Linked DNA regions of Mus musculus: region 2 is linked to region 1. Evidence: chromatin loops called from intact Hi-C (ENCODE). Cell type or tissue: heart. All regions are shown on one strand. Each heading gives the region's core, and the rest is flanking DNA. Links, peaks and the distances in the headings are about the cores only.

Evidence for each region. Peaks named below come from ENCODE experiments on the same cell type or tissue, not always from the same donor. Only the 100,000 strongest peaks of a DNase experiment are listed, where the experiment ranks them.
Region 2: it touches region 1 in a loop (5-fold over the local background); 3 of 42 quality-filtered maps call a loop at or near these places.

What each region holds. Positions count from the first base shown.
Region 1 is chr4:89,134,634-89,139,899 of GRCm38, forward strand. Mtap (methylthioadenosine phosphorylase) reads left to right here and starts at 2,737. Exons shown (of 8, transcript NM_024433.2): 1 at 2,737-2,891. The coding sequence starts at 2,859. In heart, for the core only: a CTCF peak has its summit at 2,579; DNase peaks (open chromatin) are centred at 2,738, 3,198 and 3,538; H3K4me3 peaks cover 1,698 bases; H3K27ac peaks cover 1,799 bases.
Region 2 is chr4:88,720,373-88,725,638 of GRCm38, forward strand. It overlaps Klhl9 (kelch-like 9), which reads right to left and starts at 2,136. Exons shown (of 1, transcript NM_172871.2): 1 at 1-2,136. The coding sequence starts at 1,630. In heart, for the core only: no CTCF peak of the experiment used is centred there; a DNase peak (open chromatin) is centred at 2,119; H3K4me3 peaks cover 1,710 bases; H3K27ac peaks cover 1,919 bases.

The sequences.
Region 1 (5,266 bases), core at 1,272-3,771:
AAATTGGTTCTCGTCTCCTGTAGTAGCTTGGTCTTGTTTTTCCTCCAAGCCCCATGTTCCCAGATAAAAGATTTGGACTCAAATATATTTACAAATACCTTGGTCATATAGCTAGGGTCTTGTCTGACTAGATCATAACTTAAATAACCCAATTGTTTTAAACCACATTCTGTCACGTGACTGGTTACCTGTGCTTGGGTAGCATGTGTCTGTCTAGTCACTTCTTCCTGGGCAAACCTCCCTTGCCTGGCTCTATCAAAGAATTCTTTCTGCCTCTGGGATGTCCCACTTTCTATTCTACCATTTCCTATAGGCCATAGGTTTTTTAATTGACAGGTGATACATCCATACAAAACACAAGAAGTTCTCTCTATAGTCTCCTCATTGGGCTCTGACATCAGGCTGGGCAGCGAACTCCTTTACCTACTGAGCCAGCTCACTACCACATCCTAACCTAATATTTTTGTATCACTTCTGCCATTATGTTTAGTTTTTAGGTTTCTGAGACAGTATCCCACTATGTTTCTCAGGCTGGCCTCAAAGTTACAATCCTCCTGCCTCTGTCTTCTATATGCTAAAATCACAGCCTTACGCCACCACACCCAGCTTTCCATTGTATTTTATAACCTAAAATGATTGTAACAGAAGAAATGTTTATATCTTGAGAAAACTTAGACACAGAGTGGATAATGGCGACGAATGGGTCTACACAGCATCAGGCAGCATCCACACCAACAGAAGGTGGAGATTCATTAAATGGAGGTGTACGGGTATTGCTTTACTACTGACATAAACACCAGCTCTCACACCAAAGACAGTCTGAGAACTTGTTTTGGACCCAAGCATGAGTGGCCAGGGCAGGGAACACAGATTTAGTTCAACCCAAATTATGTTCCAGGACAGTAACAGTTTCACCAAGTTGTCATAGGAACGGAACAACGACAACAACAAAAGTCACACAGGAAAACACTTTGAATGTATTCCTGAAAACATCACACAGGTGACTTATAGGGAAGGATAGAGTGTAGGCTGCAGATGCTACCGATGAGGCTCGCCTTTGGGATTGGTGGGAGCTAGCTTTGTACACTCCAAAAGATTTACCCAATAGGCACAAGGACAATAAGGCACACAGAAAGGCAGATAGTAAGTACCACTTAGTGGGGCAAGACAGGGCAAGGTAGGCTCTGGGCCAGAAACTTTCCAACTCTCCACAAGCCTGATTAGTTCATCGGCCTCGTCGAATGCGAGTCGAGGGTACCTTTTCTCTGGGAACTTTCAGTTAACACTGCTGAGAAGAAGAAAACAGAATCTCCTTCCTTGGCTCCTTCCCAACCACAGAGAAATTTGTAGCTTTTTCTATATCTCGGGGGACCACCCTTAAGATAGCTGTCACCCAGGGCTGGCGAGATGGCTCAGCTGTTAAGAGTACTGTCTGCTCTTCCAAAGGTCCTGAGTTCAAATCCCAGCAACCACATGGTGGCTTACAACCATCCGTAATGAGATCTGATGCCCTCTTCTAGTGCATCTGACGACAGCTACAGTGTACTTAGATATAGTAATAAATAAACCTTAAAAAATGATAGCTGTCACCCAGGGTTGGAGAGATGGCTCAGGGGTTAAGAGCACTTGTAGAGGTAAATTCGGTTTCCAGAATCTATATCAGGCAGTTCACAGTTGCCTGTTACTCCAGCTTCAGGCTGGGTTCTGGACAAACACACACACACACACACACACACACAAACACAAACACACCTGCAGGTATTTGTGTGTGCATACATATAAATAATGAAATAAACTAAGAAAAAAAAAAAGATAGCTGCTGCCCAGCATTTTGTTTGGCGCAGCTTGTACCATCAAAGGCTATAATGAATTGTCCTAGTAGAGAAGGGATAGGGCCTCTCAGAGAGAGTATCCAGGGGAAAGGTCGCTGGGGTCAGAGTGGGTCTTGCTGGTATTGCATCACAGAGACACAGGTCCTGACCTGAATCCTGCTGTACCGTATGCTGCCCTGGCATAGAAAGTTTTGTTTTAATTTTTGCTTATTTTATTGGAGTGAGGATTGAAGCTAGTGTCTCCTTGGATGCTAGATAAACACTTTAGTGCTGAGCTAAATACCAAGCCCTCTGTTTATTTTTGAGATAGACTCTTAATATTGCTCAAGATGGTCTTGAACTCACTCTGTAACCAAGTAAGACTTTGAACTTGCCATACTGCTTGCTGACCAGACTTCATGAGTGAGTGGGATTACAAATCTGCATCACTAGCCATTGTATAAAGGAATTTTAAAAATGCCCCTTGCTGGTAGCATCAGGCTGGGTGTTGGGGAGGGTCCTGCCTCCTTAAAAGCTCCCCGCCAAACAGAAGCTAAATAAACCAGTTTGTAAATCAGAGCTGTGGGGGGCGGGAATCTCAAGCTAGCACTCTTCAGTTTCCCTCCGCCCTCCCCAAAGCCCAGGAATGCGGCAGGCCCTGATTTTACAGCCCTGGCCACCGGGGCAGCCAAGTCGCCGCAGAACTGGCAGTAATGCGCTACCTCACCATGTTCTTGTGAAACAGTTAAAAGACAAAGTGACAAGCACATCCTAAGTGGCTTTTCTATCTTGATCATAGACTCGCCATCAGGCTGCACAGTAACAACAGAAGCCCCGAGAAGCCGAAAACTCTGCAAGAGGGACGGGAGGCGGGAACCTGATTTGAGGAGGAGGGTGGAGGAGAACAGCCAATCCCGCGCTCCCCGGGAGGAAGAGGAGGAGCCAGAGCCCGTGGGTCCCCGCACTGCTCACTCCCGCGCCACGCCGGCCCCGCAGTCTCCTCCCGGTCCCACGCTGCGGCCCGCTGTGGACTTCCCTGGTGCAGACATGGCCTCGGGCTCCGCCTGCACGGCGGTGAAGGTGAGATCACCCTACAAGCTGTGAATGGGCCAGCCCTGCAGGGTTCCTTCTCGAGCCTCCAGGCTGTGTCCCCAGCCGGAGCGCCCCCCACCCACCGCTCAGCAGGGAGGGGACAGGGCGCGCGGCACCCAGCGCCACCCCGATGTCCCCAGCCTTTGAACTCATCTGCATTCCGGGCCCGAGCGGTGGTAACCGGGGCTCTGATGGGGAGTGGGGTAATAGAAGGGGGAGCGGGATGATGGAGGGGACTGCGCCCCGCTGCCACCCTCTTTTAGTACCACTCCCCCCCAGGCGGGAGCTGGCGCGTGGCTCAGCTCCTGCGGCTGCTGCGTCGGTCCCTCTAGTCTTACGGGACTTAAGCTTCCGCTACTTTGACTAGGCCCACGTGGGAGAGCTGGCACTTGCTCTTTTGCATGCTTCGGCTTCATTTCCCCCTCCAAACTTAGATTTCCTTTTGCTTTGTTTTACCTCGGCAGCGCAGAGCTGAGGGAGCTCTGAGACTTTTTAAATACTGAAACAGAGCGCGGACCGCTCTCAGACTGGAGGCCTCTGTCTTATAAACCGCTTTCCAACCTTGAAAGTTAGAGTTATTTTCTTAGGCCTTAGGTCCCCAGAGATCTGGACACAAGGGACTCTTGTGCGCCGGGAACAGCTGGCCAGATGAGAGCATGAGTTCTGAGAGTTGGAGTGAGCCTCCCTTGGGGAGTTTTAAACACATCCTGATTGATGGGTAGAGAGTGGAATAACGGAGCCCAGGAAACACTGGTGTTTAAGTCCTTTCTAGGCTGTTTATTATTAGCCAAGAACGCAGTTAATTTGATTCAGTTTAGGAATTTCTGACCCATGCTACAGGAAGTGCACAGTTTTCTTCAGGCATCCTTTTGATTGCCTGCAGTGCCGTTTGATGCCCTTGCAAGAGGCCCATCTCTGCATTTAGCCTTCAGCGTGCCAGGGCATTGTATACTGGGGCCCTGCAGGGCTTCATGAACCACTCAGGGTGAGGTTGCTGCATTCGGTCATAGGGGCCAACTTTTTCTTTTCTCCATTTTGAAAAGGATTATTTACATTTATAGAAAGCCATGGTTCCAGTCAGCAGGAACGGGGCAGAAAGGGTCTTCATGTGCAAGGTACAGTAGGTACTTATTTATAAAGTGGAGATTTTAACATATTGTGGGCTGGAAATTTCACTGAGGTAGAGGCCTGTGATTTGAAGATAGATCTATTTGTCATCTCTGTCCCACAATGTGAGTAAAACCAAATAGCTAGAACTTCACACTTAATCAGTCCAGTCAGGATAATACTATCTGTGCAAGGACCAGCATATCTCAACAGAAAGAATTTGCTTTAATCTGGTTAGCCTTCTGCCCAACACACAGTTTCCCTGCAAAATGAATGTGGTCCACTTAAGAGCAGAAAGAGCTATGTAAATATTGAATGATATGTATTTTTTTTATCTTGGCAAGCTTTTGAAATAAAACTTAGAGATATAAATGGTGCTCGGAATACCTGCTGAGTTCTCTTCTTGAGATTGCAACAGGTGAGAACATTGCTAATAAAAAATCATGATGCCAACACCATATTCCACAAACTGCTAAGGCAGCACCCCACATAGAAAACAGGAAGGGTCCCTATCCAGAGCAAAATAACCTATAAAAACGATATCTTAGCGCGAGAGTGAAGTGGCTCCGTCTCTGGAGTGCTTGCTGCCCAAGTGTGAGAACATGAATTTGGACCCTCAGCACCCTTGCTGGGGAGCTGGTGGCAGACACCAGCATCCATAGTCCTGCCAATAGAGAGGCAGACACAGGGAAACTCGGGGTTAACACTAGCCAGCCGAGAATGCCTTTCTCACACACACACACACACACACACACACACACACACACACACACACTGTATTTTATCTGGACATCAGGTAGCATGGATGGATTGTTCATTTGAGATCATAAGAACATAACGATTCTTTCTTACAGATGTGAAGCTGACAGATCAGCTAACGTGTCTCGTACAGGTTCCTAGATAATGACAGACTTACAGCCTGGCACTCCCAGCAAGTAGATGTGAGATATTTCTTGGTCCTTAAACAATAGTTTCATTTGCTTTCCTCTGAGTGGGGAGGAAATAGAGAGCTGGGGCTGCGTGCATACGCAGGCCGCCTCTGCGGAAAACCACTGTATAGGAGGCACGTTTGTGTCCAGCAGGTGGCTTTTGGCATGCACCATTCCATCCGTTTCTGAGAAGCAACTGTTTTATTGTGTACCTCAGTGAGAATATTCCCACACTGGACCCGAGAGGCCTGGACTCTCTTAGGGACCTCTGCTAGGAGGCCAGTGCTGATCACTCCTACTTTGAGCTGTTGTTAGCTTTATGTCACA
Region 2 (5,266 bases), core at 885-3,384, 410 kb before region 1:
CAAAGACTGCAACTCCAACATCACTCTGACCTCTCAGCATAGCAGCAATTGGTGTCCACTGGTCAAGAGTTGGCGAATAGTATTCGCAGCTTAGGACATCATCATAATCACTTGTTCCTCTGAAGTGGTTGCCACCGATGACATACAGCTTGTCTCCAACTGTACACATGCAATGCAGACCTCGGACTGTAGTCATAGGAGCCTTCTGTGTCCATTTGTCTGTATCTGGGTCAAAACACATGAGCTCATTTTGGAAAGTGTCATGAGTGATTCCTCCGGAAATATACATTAAACCCCCATATACTGTTCCAGCATGGCCATAGTGGGGTTCACTCATCTTTGCAACGTAGCTCCATTCATTCATTCTTGGGTTGTAACATTCTACTGTGGCCAGTTCACCAGCTGCACTGCGCCCACCAACTGCATATAAATGTCCTTTGAGGGCACTCAGGTGAAAGAATGTGCGCTTTTCGTTTAATGATGCCACCTGCATCCACTTATTATAACGAGGATCAAATCTGAAAACTGTATCAACAGCCGTTTTTCCTTTTGTATCATAATTACTCTGGCCACCAACTACATAAAGGAAATTTCCAATAACAGCAATGCCATGCTGGTATCGAGGAGCATCCATGGGCGCTAACGACTTCCACTCCTGCGCCCTTTCGTCGTACATTCGTAACTCTTTACTGACAACTAGCTGTTGTCTCAAAACTCCTCCTAAGGTAACCAAATGAGTAGAATCAGATCGAATGGCAGTTCTGTCCGACTGCATCACCGGCTGCATATACGGCATCATTTGGTAATTGCTTGCTTCCAAAAGTAAATTCACACAGGTATTGTCTGTTCTCATGAAATCTACTGTCTGCACATAGTTGATGAGATCCTGTGGTGTCATCAGTGGAAAGCGAATATTCTTCATTAATTTTGCGGCATAGTCCATCCGAGGGTCTTCCAGCCTCAGCCAGCGGCAGGCTGCCTTGAAGAGCTCAAGTTCCGAACAGTGCTTGAGACTATTGCTGGAAAGCACAAAGGCAAGCCGTTCAAAGGGGAGTTTCAGAAACTCCCCAGTATTCAACAAGGCAGGAAAGTTCTTCAGGATGAAATTATTTACGTATTTATCCACTTCTATAAGATTGTAGGTGTTAGCAATCCGGCCAACCTCCACACAGTTATCCAAAGAGACGCCTGATATAAGAAATACTTTACAAAAATCCAAAACCGGCAAGATCTGTAGAAAGCTGGCAGCTTCAAGAGTGTCCTGAAGATTGTCCATATTAAGAGACAGTTTTGCAGTATAAATAAAATCAATGATTTTCTTCAGACCAACTTTGTTCACCCCATGAAGCTTGATGCACATCAAATCTTTCTCTTTCATTCCTCCAGTGAACATGGCCTTGAAATAATCACTGGCAGACGCCATCATGGCTCTATGAACCGGGAAGATTTCCTCTCCATCGCCAGGTACCAGCGTCACGTCACAAAGTAGGCCCTCTATTCTGAGCTGATCAAAGCCTTGCAATACAACCGAACTGTGCGTGTTGCTGGTAAAAAACCGCGTAGTTCCAGACTTGCAAGGCTGCAGGTGGGCAGAGACGCCCATGTCGCCGTTACCCAGAGACACCTTCATGGGAGAAGCCGGAGCTCGCTGCGAGCTGCAGGCCGCAGACGTTACAAAGAGAACGCTCTCGGGAAACCCCGGGGCCGCCGAACCAAGGGCAAGCAAGCGGTCGCCGCAGCACCGCTCTGGGCACACCGACGTCCGCCCTGCAGCAACAGCAGCACGCACCTCAAATCTGCCAGGAGAGCGGGTGAGTCATCACCCGGGGCAGTTACGTGACCGCTTCACCTCCTCCGGTCCCGGGCTGTCGTCCTTCGCCGCTGCGCTCAGGGCGGGGGAGGGGCCGTCACGGCCTGCGCACCCCGGCTGCCGCCCTCCAAGGCTCAGCCACCCCAACGAGCTGCGGCCGCGTCCTCTGCGATCCCCGCTGTGTCGTCGCGGCTACGGACTTGGCTTGGAGCAGGGCCTGGAATCCCGACTTGGGCCTAGAACGGCGGCCTAGCACCGAGAGCCAGCCCGACCTTCCGGAAAGGCAGAATCCCAGGATCCCCCGGGCTAGGAGCGGCTGCACAGCTAGTGCGCTTGCGCGGCTGAGCTGGCAAGGGGGCGGTGGATGGGGGCAGGGCGCGGGCGGGACTGGGGGCGGGGTTCCGGCCGGCCAGCGAGGCCGGTGCAGGGTCCATTATGTAAGCTTGTAGGAATGCGCGTGCGTGTGCTTAAGCTTGCTTTTCAAGAGCGCGTTCTTTTCAAGATTTACGCTTAAGGTCTTTGCCAGAGCAGCAACGAAAGGCAACCTTTGTTCAAACACAAGAAGCCTGGCAGAAGAAATCATTGTATCGTTTTATTTATTTATTTTCTTCAAGAACAGTTTTACAGTTTGCGTCACACTCAATTAAAAATGTTGATTGTAAAAGGTTTTTTGTTTGTTTGTTTAACATTTAAGACACATGAGATTTAACTTGCCACTAAATTTTGGTCCTAATGATACATTTTTTTAATATTTGGCAGGAGAGATAATGCCTTCATAAATACGGTTTTCAGGGTTTTGTTTTCCAAACACTATTTTTAACTGGCTACAGTTTTCCAGTAGTTGAGCATGTTATAGTTTACTTTGTCCACTGTTTTCATCAGTGTACAAATGTCCTCCATTATCTTATGGACTCTGTAATAAGCGCAGATGATTTGAACACAAAACGTTATCCTGATTTGGATAATGATAATATTTGGTAGAATATTCAAGTCAATGTTTCCAAAATAGTTACCCTTTGCGTTTCCCTTGTGTTGAACTTTGCTTTTATAAGTATTTTTTATTAACATGCAGTTCTCTAGCTACTGGCAAATTTTAACTTTGATTTGAGAATAAGTATATAATTTGCCGTAGTTCTCTGTTCTCGAAGTTCCAAATCCTTCTAGCGTTTACTTGTATGCAGACTAAGAATATACTTACATTCTTATGCTCCACTTCCTGGCTCTTTTCTAAATGGCATGTATCCTACTGGATTTTTTTTTTCCAGTTCAAGATTTTCCAAAATTGGTATATAGAGAGCTTACTTACAACCTGTTGATGACCCCAAAAAAATGTATGTAATTTACTTAACTATAGGTGATTAATCTTCCTTTATTTCTCCTTCCTTCTTCTCCCGGTGGTTTCCGGCCAATTGCAGCAATCCCGGGAAACTAGTAGAACAACATTCTTTTCCCCAAACTAGTAGAACAACCTGTGGTCGTCGTTCCTTCCCCCCCCCCCCCCCAGGTGCCCTGTTATACCAGAGCTTTGTTGAAATGAGAATGGTCTTGAGAAGTTCTTCCCAGGAGCTAAGTTCTGGGAGGCTGCTTGGTTCAGGAGTTGGGGTAAGCCTTTCCTGAGTGGCTCTGACATGTCACCTGGCTGTGAAGAGGCACTTCCGAGAGATTAATTTCTACCTGTAGGGAAAGAAAGAACAAGATCACTTCCTGAGAAGGTGCCAGAGCAAACTTCAAGACATCGGTCCTTTCCCTACTAAGCTAGCAAGGTTAATGAGAAACCAGGCATGAACATTTATGGTTATTAGGGACACATGCTCCTCATATTTCAATGGTTTATTTTACATTTATTTTTATGTTCATTGGTGTTTTGTCTGCATGTATGGCTATGCGAGGATGTCAACTGGAGTAACAGGCAGGTGTGATCTATCCTCTAGATGCTTGGAACTGAACCCTGGGTCCTCTGGAAGAGCACCCAGTGCTCTTTACCTCTGAGCCATCTCTCCAGCCACCAACATTTAACTATTTTAAAAGATTATTTTGGGGGCTGGTGAGATGGCTCAGTGGGTAAGAGCACCCGACTACTCTTCCGAAGGTCCAGAGTTCAAATCCCAGCAACCACATGGTGGCTCACAACCATCCGTAACAAGATCTGACTCCCTCTTCTGGTGTGTCTGAAGACAGCTACAGTGTACTTACATATAATAAATAAATCTTAAAAAAAAAAGATTATTTTGTTCTGCTTTCACCAATATTTGGTAGTCATGTTAAACAGGTATGTGTTAAAAGCATCGACTTAGGGTCATCGGCCCACTAGACATAGCATTTACTCGTGTGCTTTATTATATCAATTCCAATATATTTTTTTTTAATTTCATTTATTATATCTTAGTATTTAGCACATATGAGATCATGTTCACCTTCACATTTAACTTAAAAAGAAGTATTTACTTTCTTTTTTAAAGGATTCGTTTCTTTTATTTATTTGAGTACACAGTTGCTGTCTTCAGACACACTAGAAGAGGGCAACAGATCCCATTACAGATGGTTGTGAGCTACTATGTGGTTGCTGGGAATTGAACTCAGGACCTCTGAAAGAGCAGTCAGTGCTCTTAATCTCTGAGCCATCTCTCCAGCCCAGTATTTACTTTCATATTTTAATTAATATTTTTATTATTTAAAGTTTCACTTTTAGACATTTCACGTGTTTGTAATTTCAGATGAAGAATGGATGTCCAGTTTATTCAAGCTACAAGTAACATCTAAGGCTCAGGAGTGATGGCACACGCCTTTAATCTCAGCACCCAGGAGGCAGAGGCAGGCAGGTCTCTGAGAGTTTAGGATCAGGTTGATCTACAGAGTGAGTTCCAGGACACCTAGGTTGACACAGAGAAACCCTGTCTTGAAAAAAACCCGAAAACAAACAGACAAAAAGAAATACCTGATCATGCTAGTCTTCAAAATAAAGTAGAACATGGTTTAAACAGTTGGGACTTAGTTTTTCCTCACAGAAATTTTCATTTTTCAGTAGGAAGCATAAAATTATTAATAGTTTTGATTGAAAGAGAGTCTCAATGTGTGATGCAGGCTGGCCTCCTCAAGACTGGTGTTAGAGATATACATTGTCCCTGCAGGATCAGATCATCAATTTTAGTTACAGTAATCTTCACTGTTGGCAAAAGGAAGGCATCTTCACAACAAGAAACTGGAGGATTCCGAGGTTTGATCTTGACACCTGGATACGTGGTTCTGGGATTAGAGGGTCCATTTCCGAAGGGCTGTGGTTAGAGGTTCTAAGTTAGGGACTAGACAGCAGCTACTTAGCCAAGGATGAATGAAGTCTTAGAGTGATCCAGTCGAGAGGAAAATATCCAAAGCTAAATCGTGGAAACCCACATTGCAGGGTAGGGAAGTAAAATGAGGAAGAGTGGCCCCCACACCCAGTGCTTTTTAACTCTTTCA